Regions from separate parts of the Homo sapiens genome. Here region 2 is linked to region 1. A link is a loop called in an ENCODE intact Hi-C map of the cell type or tissue named here. Cell type or tissue: upper lobe of right lung. All regions are shown on one strand. Each heading gives the region's core, and the rest is flanking DNA. Links, peaks and the distances in the headings are about the cores only. Region 1 overlaps NR2F2-AS1 (NR2F2 antisense RNA 1). Region 2 has its middle 260 kb from the start of LINC02852.

What was found. Peaks named below come from ENCODE experiments on the same cell type or tissue, not always from the same donor. Only the 100,000 strongest peaks of a DNase experiment are listed, where the experiment ranks them.
Region 2: it touches region 1 in a loop (7-fold over the local background); 4 of 110 quality-filtered maps call a loop at or near these places.

Annotation. Positions count from the first base shown.
Region 1 is chr15:96,311,410-96,319,750 of GRCh38, forward strand. All of the region lies in intron 1 of NR2F2-AS1 (NR2F2 antisense RNA 1), which reads right to left. Among named protein-coding and RNA genes, the nearest start is that of NR2F2-AS1, 12 kb to the right of the region's middle. In upper lobe of right lung, for the core only: no CTCF peak of the experiment used is centred there; no DNase peak of the experiment used is centred there; H3K4me3 peaks cover 1,962 bases; H3K27ac peaks cover 2,759 bases; H3K27me3 peaks cover 483 bases.
Region 2 is chr15:94,841,156-94,849,496 of GRCh38, forward strand. No RefSeq gene overlaps it. Among named protein-coding and RNA genes, the nearest start is that of LINC02852, 260 kb to the left of the region's middle. In upper lobe of right lung, for the core only: a CTCF peak has its summit at 4,075; DNase peaks (open chromatin) are centred at 3,556 and 4,026; H3K4me3 peaks cover 1,055 bases; H3K27ac peaks cover 1,609 bases.

The DNA.
Region 1 (8,341 bases), core at 188-8,187:
TATTCAAAAATTTGGCTGCTCTTAGTCAATCCCCAAAAGAGAAAAATCAGCTAATCTTAGCAAGATGGTAAATTTAAGCGATTCTGTAATCTAACGTAGTCCTAAATCATGTTTTAAAATATGATCAAACAGTAGAGACTGGGAAAAGACAGAAACTTTAAAAATAACTCAAAATAGAAAAGTTGAACATTTCTTTAAGAGGCTTTTCTGTTTCTAAATTAAAGCATGAATAGTATCTGAAAAATAGCAGCAAAGTTTGTGCTGGCATATTCCACTTAATAGCAACAACAAATTTCACTTAATGTGTTCTACTACTGGACCATATAAAACAGTATGAAACATCAGATTTTTGTTGGTCAGATATTCTGGATGTCATCCTAGAGAACAAGCCAGCTATGGACTCAGCCATACACAGGCACTAACATTCATGGAACATATGACTCTGCACACACACACACACACACACACACACACACATATATACACGAAATCTGACCAGGCTCTGCTCTGGATCCTTGATAACTCTGGCATATTGTAAGCCCTGGAAAGAATTTTAATCTACATGGTTTGAAAATAGGGGCCTTTTAAATATGCCGCATACGATTTGTGATGGTCATCTCTAAAATGCGCCTCCATTATCCTTTTCCATTTTGAATGAATGAGGCTAATTAATTTCAGGCCATACTTGATGAGGTCAGCACCATACGAGGGGTGCGTGCTAGACATTGCTAATCTCTTTCAGCTGAGAGTGATGAATTAAAGATGAAGCATGCCTTTGCAGGCCTAATTTAGAATGTATATCAAAAAACCTACAGCAAATAATACTATACCCTACAACAAAGGAAAACTTGTTCTCTCAGGCTCCCTGAGTTGTGTTGATTTTAAAGACATTTTCAGTCATCTCTGGAATTCCAGCTGTGGATGGGTGAACCATATCAAGAAAATCAAGCCATCTCTCACACATGGCCATGTGGACAAGAAGTGGGATTAAAGGAAAGAAAGAAAACAAAAACAAAATACAACAATCTGGGTTTGATCACTTGTGTATTAAAATTCCACCTACACATTAGGCTTTTTTTTCAGAGCTACCAGACTAACAAAGATCCCAAATTAGCAATACCTGTATTCAAGCAATGACCACCCAGCTCTGCTGGGACATTTCACAGCAATGTGCTAAATGGGGCAGCCTTGTTTTTAAAGCAGATATCCTAATGAGGCTTATTAGGTTTTTCCACGTCTCTATTTTGAAAGCCAATAGAGATTGACCAGGTAGATAATGTGATACCTTTTATTATGCCAAGAAAGAAATTGTAATACAGATGCCTCGAGGCCAAAATGTTCTTATGAAAGTTAATGCTAAGCCAGCTTCTGAGTTGGGAAAAGGGAGGTACTTGCTGATCTGAACTCTGAAGAGAAGAATGAATTAGTCATAATTTCTCAAAGATGACTATTACCTATTACAAGTCCCTAAGGGTGGCAAGGAAGGTGGTTTTGCCCAGAGACTGGGGAACATAGCTTGCAAAAAGTGTTTTCAGCCTATCTAGCAAGAGAAATCCTGACAGTTTATTCTAATGCATTGGAATTTCCAACTAACTGGTGGCACAATGGCTTCTGACTTTCTATCCCAGTAGCCCTCATTAGAACAAAGCTGCTTCGAATTAGGTCCAATCTGCATGCTGAATCAATCTTTCATCCCTTTGATTGCTTCTGAAAATATTTATATTTCTTAATAATGCACATTTTGTCTTGCAACTTCTGATTAAATCCAGACGGAGGTTCCAAAACAGGCAAGGGATATGAAAGGGTGATTTGGGACAGGAAAACAAAAATTAAAAATACAGGTTTTTCCCATTGGGGGACCATTAGAGAATATAAATCTAGCAATTTGGGTGATGGAGGCATCAGAGGAGCATTGTAATAAATACAGATCGGAGTGTTATTGTGACTTAATGGAGATGACAGAATATTCTTATTATTGTGTGATTCTTCATCGCAGCCTCCACTATGTAACTGGTGAGTTTAATAGGTTTTATGAAAAACTATTGTGAGAGAGACCTAGAAAAATTTCATATTACAGCCAATAATAACCCAATAAAAGTATCACATCATAAAATAGGGAAATGGTTATGATAGGGACATGATCAGATAATCTAAAGTATCTTTTGTTGAGCAAGGAGCATAGCGTAAGGAAGATGCTTTCAGGAGGTGAGGATTCCTGGTTTGGGGGCCAAGAGAAAGGGGTCCAGTTTCAACTGCATCACCAACCAGCTCAATGACCCTAAGTAAGTCCCCTAACCTTTACAGACCTGTTTTGTTTTTTTTCTTTTACTTGGAAAATAATGGAGGTAAGGATTTTCTTGCAAGTTTTAAATTCTATGGTTTTCTAAAGAACCATCGTTGTTTTAAGTATTCAGTGCTCTCTGGAGTCAAGAAAAAGAAAAAGGAGACTTCCTCTAATGCTGAGTGTCCTCAAGACAGTCTCCAAGAAGCGGGAGCCATGCCCTCTCACAGTGCACTGTGTCACGCGCCCCTACTCACCTCTGCATAGGTGGCTGTTGCTTCTCTGTTCCTCTTTTTTCCTCTTGGGCACCATAAGGGAGAGAAGCACACAAGTGCAATGTCCGTAGATCCATTTGACCCAACCGACTCATTTTCGAGATGAGGAAAGTAAAGGGCATAAAGGTTGAGGTCACCTACTTAGTAACTGGTAAAGCTAGAATTTAAGCCAAGGTCTCCTTATTTCCAGACCAGTGCCTATTCTGCCATGACACACTGCTGCAGAGTCTAAGGAATTTTATATTCTGAAAAGAAGTGGGGTTTCTTGTGACCCTTCAATACAATTTAAGACTTCTTGTAATTGGAAACAGGAACATAGGATAGGGCAGCAGCTTTGAATTCTGACTTCCTGGATTGGAATAATATGCCTCCACCTTACTAACAATGTGAATTTCAGGCAGGTCCTTAAACTCTGTTAAGTCTCATCCTGTTTGGTTTTCATTTTTTTTCTCTTGGATAATAGAAATAATAGCAGTAGTTACCGCAGAGAGCTGTATAGAGATTAAATAAAATAACATAAATAAATGCTTACCATAGTTCTGGTATACAGTAAATGTTAGCTGCTATTAGTATCATCATCCTCCTCTTTATTTACATAATGATGAGTGAAAAAATCCTGAAAGGAACCCAGGAGAAATAGGTTCAAATTCTGACTGTGCTCCTATTGGCTCCATGACCTCAGTTTACTCATCAGCAAAATGGGAATGCAAAATCTCTTCTTGTACAGGACTTTAGTAAAAATCAAATGAATCATGCATATGACCACATTTTTTAAACAGGTAGAGCCCTATAACAACACAATTGTTGATGGTTTTATCAAAACATAATTATCCCTAGGTTGGAAAGCCTCTGGATGCTCAGAGTTGGTTAATAAATAATAAAATGAGATCATGCCCCTGCTTTGCTTCTCAAATAAATCAACTTAAAAAAGAGATACCTAAAATACCATTAAATCACAAAAGAATAAATGCATGTCCCCAAGTATCACTGCCATCTGTTGAATTCAATTTTACTGTTCTCTACTTAAACTTGCATTTCTCTCAGAATTTGATCTTACCGGAGCATTAGAGGACTATTAGGTCACAGGGTTTAGAACAGTAAACTCACTCTCTTCTTTGCCTTCCAACTAAGAGAGAGAAAGATCTAAAAGTTAAAACACACACACACACACACACAAACATTTTATGAAATGTTAAATGATGACCTCCAAGAAGCCTTCATACCCTCTCTGAAATACTGCCAACCTTTGCAATTGACCAGCTGCTTATTGTGTATAAACTTAAAAATATATTCATTATTGAGATATAATTTTGTTTAAGCTAAAGAAGCATCAGGGGATGGGGAATTGTTTTGTACATGGGATTATTAAAGAATTGGGGCCTAAAAGTGTATGTCTATTTTAAAAAGAAATTTTCTGATTGCAGATAACTTCTCAATTTGATTTAGTGTCGAACGATAGTGATAGGGTTGATAAGTGAGCATTCATCGGTAATTCATCTTGTGCTGGTAGAAATTTACAGCAAAGCAGTGCTTTCCCAACAGTGACAAGCCCTATTAATCTTCTTCAGACACATTTCAATAGGTGTTCCCATCTGTGGCCAACATCTAAACACTCTGGCAACACTGGCGACTTGAAGACACCTTCATTTCAAGTTACACTAGTGAAAATGTGATACTAGATTGTACTCTATTTTTTAACCTAATTCTCTCTCTTCATTCAATTAGCCTTTCTTGCCTGGATTTTTCTGCTCATGTGTAACGTCATTTCCCAGGGAGAGCACTCAAAGATTTGGTTTCTTAGAGATGCACAATCTCCCCCAAGGTTAGCAACCAATAACTTTTTTTACAAATTAAAATTGCATAGATTCCAGTTCTGACAGTCATTGGCCTCTGATCCTGCATGTCCTTAGAAAGTAGAACCTGTTCGAATAAAGCCCACCTGTGCATCGAGAAGGCTGAGGAAAAGGGGAAGGCTATAGAATCCATTTGTGTTCATATTCAAAATGCACTTTACTATTCTGAACTATAATGTAAATTTCAGTGTGAGGGAATGCTGGGAAAAGGAGAGACAATTAGAAGAGGGTGGTGGAAAAGAAGCCCGTAATTCGAAATATGTTTGCCCAATATATTCAGTGCATAGGATGAAATGTCTCTCCTGTCCTTTTGCATCCATTGGAGGACCTCCTGTTAGAGCGGGAAATTAAATAATCACTTTAGCAATAGATTATTTCACTTAAATTGGCTTTATTCTACCAGCAACATGCTCTGGCTGGCTGCAAGCTCAGACTAGGTAAAAAATGTGGAGGGGTTGTTTGATTTTGGATTGCACCTAAGTGCTTTTTCTGTGACATTTTCAACCTCATAATGGGTTTGGTCTTGCAAAAAAATTGGATTTGAACAGCATTTTTCAAGTGCACTTTAGAAATCTTTCAAAAGAGAAAATTCTCTGACACATTCTTATTCAGGAAAGGTTAGATACATCTGTATAATGGATGGACTTTTTTTTAACTTCACTGAACATTTTTGTCATATGTGATCTGAATATATATGTATATATATATATACACACACACACATATGTTGGGGAGAGTGTGTACACATGCATGTGTGCCCCTATGTGTTACTGGTTTGTATGTGAATATACTTACATATAATAATATAAGCATTCTCAAAAAATGTCTCCCTTCTTCCCACAAACTGTTTTTCACAATGATCATTTGAGTTTGTTGTAGAGCTCAGTAACCTTATTGTAGGTGGCAAGTTTAAATGTGCCATATTAATAACTTGTTATCCAAGACAAATTAAGTTCTTATATGTCAAAAGCACTCGGCACTGGATTATCTACAAGACAAGTATTTATTGAATAAATGTTGAGTCCAATTTCATTTTAATGTGACTGACTGTATGTTTCAGCCTCTTAGGCAGAGATAAAAAACACTCAGACCTATAACTGTGTTGCAACATTACACCTAACTTGTCTATTTCTATTATTGTCTCTTAACTTAGAATATGGAAAGAAGGCTTTTTTTTTTTTTTTTGGTTGTTGTTGTTGTTCTGAAGAGCAAAGAGAAAGATAGAAAAACGGCTGGCATTCAGCCTAAAGAGAAATCATTGAAACAAATTAATCCTATGCTGTTTAAATTGACATGGTAATCCATCATCAGAGAAGGCAAACTCTGAAAGCAATCTAGAATCTGCCCTGCTCTTTCACTGGCCCTGGAGGCACAAAGACAGATAGTAAAGGAAGGAGGGGGGAAATCATAAAAGTTAGAAATGCCTGAGAAAAGAATAAAATTGGTGGTATCAGCTCTCACTGTCCTGCCTCTGCAAACCTCCTTTGGAAAGGAGAGGTTAACTCTCAACAGTTGCTGTCCCAACTTTCCCTCTAAGTGGTAGGTCTCTGGAGCTGAGCTCTAGTCTGCCTCCTTCTCTAGGCTGCCAGGCTGCTCACCTCAGTCTAACCATTGCCTGCCGTGTTTAAAAAGTTGACCAGCCAGGAGCTTGGCAGGACCCACAGAAACAGTTCAGTTTGCACAGAAACTTTCCCAACATGGTAAGGGGCTCCATTTATGGGGTTTAGGATTTGGGTTTCTTTTTATTTTGTTTTGTTGTTGTTTGGGGTCTTTTGGTGGGAGAGAGTGAGAGGGAGACTTTTTCTTCATTTTTTTTCCCTCCTATCTTATTTTGTACTTGACGAAAAAGCATGTTATTGTAATTTTTAAAAGAAAACTTTTGTAACGTCCATAAAAACTTAGGCAAGACATCATGCCCTGTCACTTGTCTGTCTTTTATTTTGGAGGCTTATTTTTCAAATCTCTCTGCGCTTCAAAAATCCTGCAATGTTAAAATTTGCTTTTAAATTCAAAAAGTATATAAAACTGTAAAACTGAAGTGTCCCATCTTAGAAGATAGTTAAGGTTTTAAAAATAAAAAAATTTTAAAAACTTATTAAGAGCTCCACTGTTCAAACACACTGAATCCTAAGAATTGTTTTTTCTCTTGAGCTTAATTTATGTAATGTTTATGTGTTTTGTTTTTTAGGGGAGGAGACATTTTACAGAACATACCTTTCTCATTATTGCCTGGACATACCAATTTGAACACAAAAGTGAATATTATTTTTTCAATTTAATAATGCATTCGACTATAAAGGCGAGACAATTTGAAAATATTTTTAACTTCAAAAATTCACTCTGTTAACAATAGACAGTATGTGAAGACAAAAACCCAAATATCTTTGTACCAAAAGCAAAAAGGCAGAAGGATATGAATGTAAACCCTACCCAACAACTGCCCTATTTTAATTTATCTAGGATAGTGTTTCTTCTAGTTTATTTTAAAAACCTTAGCATGCTACTGAAACTTCAGAATAAACATCACACCTCTTTTCTATAATTAGAATTTTTATTCACTGATTTTAAAAAGGGAGTGAATAATTCTTGTATACTGACTAATGCTTTTTAAAATACGTAAGCATAAAAGACAAATTAAAGGCATTTCCAGGGTAAATAGGAAAGGAGGGTTAAAGACTCATATTAAATATTCATTCATCCACAGCCATGTCAGTTGCAATTTTAAGAGTTGTTAGGAAAGAAGAACAGGTTTAGTTGTTTGTTTTTAATAGAACCTGGGGGGTTGAAATAGTAGCTCTTCAATAACTGAACATTCAAATTGCAATTCCTGAAAAAGATTTGATACTTTTGAATTTGTTTTCAATTTATATACAGTGTAGACTTTAGCAAAATAGTATCTAATTTTAAAAGCCATTAAATTAACCAAAATCACATGTAAGAAAATCAATGAGTAAATAGGCATAAGTCTTTATCACTCAGAGGAGGCTAAGAAGAAAAGTATCTTTAAAATCCTCACTACTTAAATATCACAATAGTAGCATCTTTTTAATTACTTGGTAATGTGGCAACAAAGTATATGCAAAGAAATTGCAACATACCTTTAGAAGTAAATAAGTTATTAACATACATTCTACACAGAAATAGGCTTCCCCAATTTTGCTATCTTCTTCTCCCTGACGGTGATGTGATGTGGTTCTGCCAAGAAATAACCAATGTGACATTTTTCACTGAATTCAATATTCCCTTCCTTTAATGTTCTCAGTTTTGCTTTAAACTATTTAAAGTGACTTCCTCTCAATCCATTTACCTCAGTCAAGTACATAGAAATCTCCTAGATAAGGTTGATTAATTTATTATGAATTATAATAGATGGATAGGAAAAGTATCTTTCTCTACCTTGTATTCAAACTAAAAAGAAAAGTATAAATTTTATTTAAACAATACACTTTGTAAATTCTCAAGCTAATACATCCTATGGTCAAGAAGCTGAATATGAAGTTAAACAGTCTTCTCTTAATTTTACACAGAAGTTCTTTATTTATTTTTAAGATGCACCTTCAACTTTTCAAGAAATCAGCCTTTTAAGAGGAGAAATGAGGTTGTAATTAATTTGTGCATGTTTCCCTATTATGACAGTATGTCTGTCTCTGTCCACCTACTTACTCCTTTATATTGAAACTGTCCCCCCCCCAAAAAAAACCTTATAAAAACCAATAGAATGGAAATCGCTCCTTAAACTATTTTTCTCCAACTGCAATTCACCTTGAGTTTGTGTTTTAAGAAAATTAAATTAGATCCCTTTTGTTGTTCTGCTTGTATTTTCTTTGAGTACTACTGATGCAGCTAATTAACCATATTAATTTATCTGGGTATTTGCCTTACTAACACCTTCACATTTAAATGACTGGCACTTGATATCATTTGATTAATGC
Region 2 (8,341 bases), core at 108-8,107, 1.5 Mb before region 1:
GATAAAATTATTCTCTGCCCTTCTCACCCTTCAATTGACAGCATATCCTCATTCTTCTTGGATGTGGGACAAGAGCTTGAGAACTGCGAAACACAGGTACAAGATATAACACAAGCAAGCTGGGGCTCAGCAGCAGTCTGAGCTGCTGTGCCAGCCAGACTTGGCCCAGGCGAGCTGAATAGACGGGGTGCTCCCTGCTGCAAGCCTGGCAAAGGAGCCAAGAAAAATCCTGCATCATAGCCACGTTGCCAAGAAACATTCCTCCCATGGTGACTCAGGAAACCAGGCTCCTTCCTTCTTGGTGCTTTTTGGTCTCTTAGGGCTTGAGGTCTTTGGTGTCTAGCCTGTGTGAAAGGATAAAGAAAGAGGAGTCACTCCCACACCCTAAAGATTCCAGCCCAGGGGTAACACACACTATTTCTGTGGATGCAAAGAAGACTGGAAAATATTGACCCAGTCTGGGCAGCTGCCTTCCAAGGATGATAACTCATTGTGGAAAAGGAGCTACAAAGCAGTCTCTGTCACATAGCGCTGTGGCCCATTGGTTTCCTTGACGCTGTTTCACTTTTTTCTACTCCCCCTTCCACTTGCTCATTGCTCACACTCCTTCATGACTTGGGTTTGTCCTGATTCTTCAGGTGCCTAACTCTGCCTCTCAGTGCCCTCTAAATTTTTTGAGTGTCTACTCTCAATTCTTTGACTCTTCTCTATTTTCCAATTTGAATTTCAGAAGGAGAATCTGATTGTTCTATTTGTCATCTTTTTATCCATGATAGGCTACTCTTTGGAACTGGTGTCTAAATGTCTGGTGTCCACCTTTAGTCTAATTAACTGTGCTTTTATTCATGGAGAGGTGGGAGGGTGGTACTTGAAGTTTTTCTTGGAAAGGACTGTGGCCATCAAGGTTTTACTTGTCTATTATGTTTTCTTTTTATAGTTCTCCCCCGACACACACTTATCACACATCAGATGCAGTGTAATAGAATACTAAATCCTTGTCATAGACTAAAAAGAGACAACATTCCAAGAAATGTTAAGGAAGCACTTAACCATGTGGATTTCTTTATTGGATTCCTGAAGCTTCTAATTTCTTAAGCTCCACCAATGATTTCACTTACAGATGACAACTAACATTCTTTTCTCCATGTACAGATTTAGCATTTTAGTTTGGGGAATATGATTCCTTTCTTTAGTCTTCAGCCACTTCAGGAAGAATATATCCAAGTTGGAAGAAGAAATTCTGATTTATTGTGGTTTCTTTAAAAAGAAGGAATCATGGCCAGACGCGGTGGCTCACGCCTGTAATCCCAGCACTCTGGGAGACCAGGGTGGGCGAATCGCCTGAGGTCAGGAGTTCCAGACCAGCCTGGCCAACATGGCGAAACTCTGTCTCTACTAAAAATACAAAAATTAGCTAGGTATGGTGGCAAGCGCCTGTAATCCCAGCGACTCAGAAGTCTGAGGCAGGAGAATCACTTGAACCCAGGAAGTGGAGGTTGCAGTGATCTGAGATCATGCCACTGCACTCCAGCCTGGGCAACAGAGTGAGACTCCTTCCCCACCCAAAAAAAAAAAAGAAGGAATCATAGCATCATAGCATTCAACTTGTCTGTGAAATACATTACTGCACATTATGGTTATAATTAGAAGCTTAGTTATTTTGAAATGTCTTATTGATAGGTACCATTGATTGAATGTGTTCTTTCTGTTGGGCAGTGCTTATTGTTTTCAGTCGTCACAATTTTCCCAGATAAATGTTTTAATCTCTTTGTTCAAATGAAGAGGTAGTAGTGGTTCAAAGGGATGGTTTTACTTGGTCTAAGACACACAGCTAAATACAGACCCTAAAAGTTAAATTTATGTCTGCCTCAAACTCCTGTTTCTACTATATATTCGTAGCCTCTCAGTTTGGATATCTTACACTATCTTGCTATTTCCCAAGTATTTACTCCAAATAAAGAACAGAATACAATATAAAGTCAACCAATATTCCCTAAGCAAGAGATGCAGTAGCAGCAGTTTCACAAAGACTATCTCATTTATTCCTTTAATAATCCTGGGCAGGAAATTATTAGCAGTCCCATTTTATAGCTAAGAAAACTGAGGCTCTGAGGATTAAGTAACTTGCTTGGGCCACAATCTGTAAGTGGCACTATCAGGACTTGAATAGTGATCTGGCACTAATTCTGGAGCTCTTCCTACCTCCAATTTTTTATTAGTTAATAAAAATAATTCAGAGAGACAATAAGTGCCTTGCATTAGCATACCACAGTCATAACCCCTCAGGTAGTGCTCCATATATGTAATGAACAAATTAATGGATTTACCTCCTACATCTGATTGTGAACTAAAATTGTCACTAATTTTTTTTTCCTGCCTTTCCTTCCTGTTTTCCCTTTGATTTGTGATACACATAACTGGAAAGCCTGTTAAAAGATAATTTTCAAAAAACGATAAAATCATGACTCTCATACAGATACAAATATGAAGACATATTAAAGAATGTCTGTTACTGCTATAATACGAAGGAAAGAGGCAGATATCATAACCAGTTCAAAGGAAAAGTCAAAAGAACATAAATGTATATGGAATATACATAAATGTATAAAAGAATGTTGAGATGAATTGTAAATGGAGACGAAACTTTTCCACCAGGGAGGTGGTGGTGTTCGGTTAACTATATCCTAGAAAGGACACTGCTATCAGTTACCTATAATTTACAGAGTTACCAAATAGCTCAAAGACGGTGAACAAACAGGGCTAGAACTGGGCAGCCAGACAGGTGTGCTATAGATGATGAATATTTTTCCATTGAGACATTTGTATTTTAAAAGGCCCTTACTGTAGTAGAGAAGCTCATTTAGAGTATTACATGCAGTAGATGATAGACAGGTTGTTTGAAATAAACATAATAGGACTAGTCCAATATATAATAGATGTATGAATGAATGGGATGTTCTTTTCTATGCTATTTCCGTATTCTGTGTAAATGATCAGTAACGAACATCCTTGTAGAGCTGGCAAACACACAGAAGCAGCCAACATAGAGAGAATGGGCTTGAAATGCTGCTACCCTGAAGAAAAAAAAATACACATATATCAGCTCATCCTGGTTCCGGCCTGGGGCATGGGTGGGGGGTAAAGGATTAGAGTCCCTTGGTCCTGGTCTGCCATACATAAAGAGTCTCAAATTTATACTGAAAACGTCAGTGACCTCCAAATGAGGTTACACGGTCTCAGCTATACACTCAACGGAATGAAGAAAGAAAAAACACATCACGCAACTTTCAACATGTGTCTCATTTCCAACCACAATTGCTTGGAATTTAAAGCTGGCATTTTTAAAAATCCTGCTAGTAAATAGCAAAATTATATTTATGTGTGTCCCTCGTGTATGTATATTAAGCACATTAATTTGTACAACATGACACTTCTTGCTTCCACATTTCATTTTTCTTTTTGTAACTTATTAACCAGGAGGCTCATAAACGCAAGTGGCCTTGACTCTCCCAGAACTGAGAGGACCTGCCCTGGCCCGAAGCCAAAGGCATTTTCCCCAGCAAATAGCTGGACTTAGGATCCGTTTAACAAAGCTCCTTTAAAAGTCCTTTGGAGTGCGCCGGCCGGTGACACCCAAGAGGCGACCCCTCCGCCCTTCCGCTTTTGGAGGGTGGGCGGCCGGGGGTGGGGGTCACAGTGGCCAGCGTCCCCGGAGGGCGCCGGCTTCCAGGTGCGGGTGGGGCTGCGCGCCCCGCCGGGCCCGGAGAACTTTCACTGGGCGTCCGCGGCGCGCAGACAATGGGCCGGGGAAGCGCCTTATCGCGGCGCGCAGGCCTTCCCCGAGCGCGGCGGGAGGCGGCGGCGCTTCCGCGGGCCCAGGGCCGCCAGTCCCCCGTCCCCCGGTCGCCCGCCGCCCCCTGGCCAGGCCCCGCCGCCGCCGCCCGCTGCTTCCTCCCGCTCTTCCTCCCTGCGACCTCGCGGCCTCCTGGCGAGGCGCGGCCGGCGGAAAAGCTTGGTGGGGTGGCCGCGGCAGCGACACGCGCGGCCGGCCCCGGGAAAACAAAGGGGGGATGTGTGTGGCCAAGAGTCCGGAAATGGGGCGCCGGTGGGGGCCGGGGCGGCGCAGCTCTGCCTCCTGGAGCCTATTGTTTGCCGGGTGCACATGCACACGCGCTTAACAAGAAATTAACACATCCTGCCGCCGCTTATCTATCCATCGATGGCCAAACAGACGGCGCAGTCACTTTGCACGGAGAGGGCTTTTAATGTAATGACCAGGCCGGAGAAGAATATCTCAAGCCCTTCGTAGAAGTTCCTCTTTGTTTCCGTACGGCCCTTGATACCATTTGTGATTCTCAAGCTACTATGACAGCTTCTTAAAAAATGTATTACTTTTTTTTGGTAGGGGGCGTCTTTGAATTTCTTAAAAGGGGGCATTCTGAAGATCCCTTGCCTAACAGATTTTTTTTTCGTCTTTTTGGTACTAATTCTAAAATGATGTAGTTTTATAGTGTGCCAGGCACTATTCTAAGAGTTTCAACTGTATGAACTCTTTACGCTCCTTAACAACCCTGTGAGTTCCGTGGTATTTTTATCTTCATTTTCTAGATGAGGAAAGGAGGACATAAAAGAAACCACGCTGGTAGAGAGGTAGTAAATGAGGCAGCCCAGATCAGAATCCTGGCTTGCCAGCTTGAGTCCATACTCTGAAATGAGGCCTTCCAACTTATTTTTTCACCTCTGGGTTGCCATGATTTGGGTTTTAATTTAATTTTTTTTTGATCACTGAAGTGCAGGACGTTTGTCTAGCCCTTGCTGTTCCTGAACGGGTTATCTAGGGAAGCTTGTAACCGAGCCGAATTTCATAGATCAGAGGAGCAAATGACTTCATTACGCATATGCTTTGCTGTATTAATGACTGTCTGCACGATTTAGGATTTAGGCTGTCTCTGGGTTTTTGATGAAGGGCTGTGGAATTGAAGTGGAATTTGTCGTTTCTATGAAAGGGACATGTTGTCATGTCTATGGCAAGTATTCAAGCAAAATGAGCACCAATAAATTTGAAACCGATTAATCAACCTGGACAATAAGCCAGAATTTCCATTTTCTGGAAATTTTCATCCAAGTTGGGTGAATGTGGCCTAAATTACCCTTTAATGAATGATTGGGTCTCTTTTGTGTAAAGCTGGGCCCTGTGTGCTGTTCTAGAGAAATGCCAACCCAATCTCCTACATTATTCAAACCCCCCGCCCCCCAACCCCAGCAGGTGAGGTCACCCCAGTTAACTCATGCTGAATTCTCAGTAAGGTCCAAATGCTCTTTGGGGACAGAGGATGCACGGATGAATAAGACACTCTTCGTACCTAAAGCAGTAACTCACTGAAAGACAATGACCAATAACTAAAATTCGATTTGATAAGTGCTATATAATATGGGGGAAGAATACACATGAGAAATCTCATATGTGTACTTTCACCTTGGGGTCAGATTACTACAGAGAGGTTCAAATGTTGGCTGGGCGTGGTGGCTCATGCCTGTAATACCAGCACTTTGGGAGGCCGAGGTGGGTGGATCATTTGAAGTCAGGAGTTCCACACCAGGCTGGCCAACATGGTGAAACCACATTTCTACAAAACATACAAAAATTAGCCAGGTTGTTGTGGCGTGTGCCTGTGATCCTAGCATCCGGTGGAGGCTGAGGCATGAGAATCACTTGAACCCGGGAGGTGGAGGTTTCAGTGAGCCGAGATCCCACCACTGCACTCCAGCCTGGGCAACAGAGTGAGACTCTGTCTCAAAAAGAAAAAAAAAAAAGGAGAGGTTTAAATGCTTCGAAACACTCTTGTCTTTTACAAAGGAGCTAAGAAATCATTTGTTTAACAAATGTTTATTGAACCCCATTTTTGTGGCAGGTACTGTTTTATTTTCTTTTCTCCCCCGAGACGGAGTCTTGTTCTGTTGCCCAGGCTGGAGTGCAGTGGCGTGATCTCAGCTCACTCTGTCTCCCGGGTTCAAGTGATTCTCCTGCCTCAGCCTCCTAAGTAGGCTGGGATTACAGGCGCCCACCACCACACCAGTGTACTACCCAGTGTACTCTTCTACTCTTGCTTACAGTAGAGGAGACATCTGTCTTGCATGTAGGATAATTCCATCCCTTCCCACCACCCACCCCAAAGATCCACTTGATGACATCTTGGACACTCAAAGCCATCTTAAATTCTACATGCCTAAAATGTACCTCGTAACTATCCCTCCTACATCTGATTATCCTGCATTTTTCCCACTCTCAGGAATGACCTTGCCTTTCATCTGGATGTACTCACAAGCATGGTGGAAGGCAAGGAGGAGCAAGTCACACCTTACATAGATGGCAGCAGACAAAGAGAGAACTCGTGTAGGGAAACTCCCATTTTTAAAACCACCAGATCTCATGAGACTTATTCACCAACATGAGAACAGCATGGGAAAGACCTGCCCCCATGATTCAATTACCTTGCACCGGGTCTTTCCCACAACACATAGGAATTCAAGATGAGATTTAGGTGGGGAAATAGTCAAATCGTATCACCCATGTTTCAGGGAAGTAATAAAAGGAAAGAGCTGTTGTAAAAGTATAAGGAATGGAGTCCAAGGAAGTAAGAAACAGTCAAAGTCAAAGTGGTTACACTTGAAATGGAGAAAGATCATGTGTAATGGTTAGAGAGAACATGGCTAAATTAGTAAGCCAGTGATGGCTTGGGCCAGGGATGGTCAATGACGGGAGTGAATGAAGTGAAGTAGAAAGGAGGTCATTGGAGATGAACAGCTTACGATGTTGAGTGCTCAGACTCTTGGATAGTCTTCCACACACAGACTGGATTAACTCAAGATGACAGCAGGACTGGCAATGAAAAGGAAGACTGCCAGTCATGTGCTGTTATTTTTGAAGACAGGGAGTGGCGAACAGGTCTCTCAGTGGCAGCAGCAAATAGGGAGGAATGCGGCATAAGGAAAAGGCAGGATATTCAAGAAAGGGGGGCGTAAGGCAGATGAATGATAAGTTGAAAACATTTTATCTCTTCTGCTGCCCTCTTCCTGCCTCCACCAGATTCTGTCCCTGAGAAAATCAATAACATATGTAAATATTTGCATCTTTGAAGTATTTCAGGAAAAATTTTTCGTCATCATTTTTTGAATTTCAAGTTTTATTTTAGCTACAAGGAGGACATGTGAAGGTTTGTTACATGGGTATATCGCACCCAGGTAGTGAGCCTAGTACCCATTAGGTAGCTTTTCAACCCCCCTCCCACCTCTAGTATTCCATAGTGTCTATTTTCCCCATGTTTATGTCCATGTGTGCACAATGATTAGCTCTCACTTGTAAGTGAGAATGTTCAGTATTTGATTTTCTGTTCTTGCATTAATTCTCTTAGGAATATGGCCTCCAGCTCCATCCATGTTGCTGCAGAGGACATGAGTTCATTTTTTTTTTTTTTTTTTTTTTGACGGAGTCTTGCTCTGTCACCTGGGCTGGAGTGCAGTGATGCGATCTCGGCTCACTGCAAGCTCCACCTCCCAGGTTCACGCCATTCTCCTGCCTCAGCCTCCTGAGTAGCTGGGACTACAGGCACCCACCACCACGCCCAGCTAATTTTTTCTACTTTTCATAGAGACAGGGTTTCACCGTGTTAGCCAGGAGAGTTTTGATCTCTTGACCTCGGGATCCACCCACCTTGGCCTCCCAAAAGTGCTGGGATTACAGGTGTGAGCCACTGCACCTGGCCGAGTTCATTCTTTTTTATGGCTGAGTAGTAATATATCACATCTTCTTTATCCAATCCACCATTTATAGGCACCTAGATTGATTCTATGTCTTTGCTATTGTGAAAAGCATGGTGATGAACGTATGAGTGCATGTGTCTTTTTGGTATAATGATCTATTTTCCTTTATGTGTACACCCAGTAATGGGATTGCTGTGTCCGATGGTGGCTCTGTTTTAATTTCCTTAAGAAATCTCCAAACTGCTTTTCACAGTAGATAAACTAATTTACATTCCCACCAGCATTGCACAAGTGTTCCCTTTTCTCTGTAGCCTCATCAACTCTGTTGTATTTTGACTTTTTAATAATAGCCATTCTGACTGGTATGAGATGGTATCTCATTGTGGTTTTGATTTCCTTTTTTCTGATGATTAGTGATGTTGAACATGTCTTTATATATTTGGTGGTCACTTGTATGTCTTCTTTTGAGATGTGTCTGTTCATATCTTTTGCACATTTTTAATGGGGTTATTTGTTTATTGCTTGTTTAAGTTTCTTATAGATTCTGGATATTAAATCTATACTAGATGGTTTGCGAATT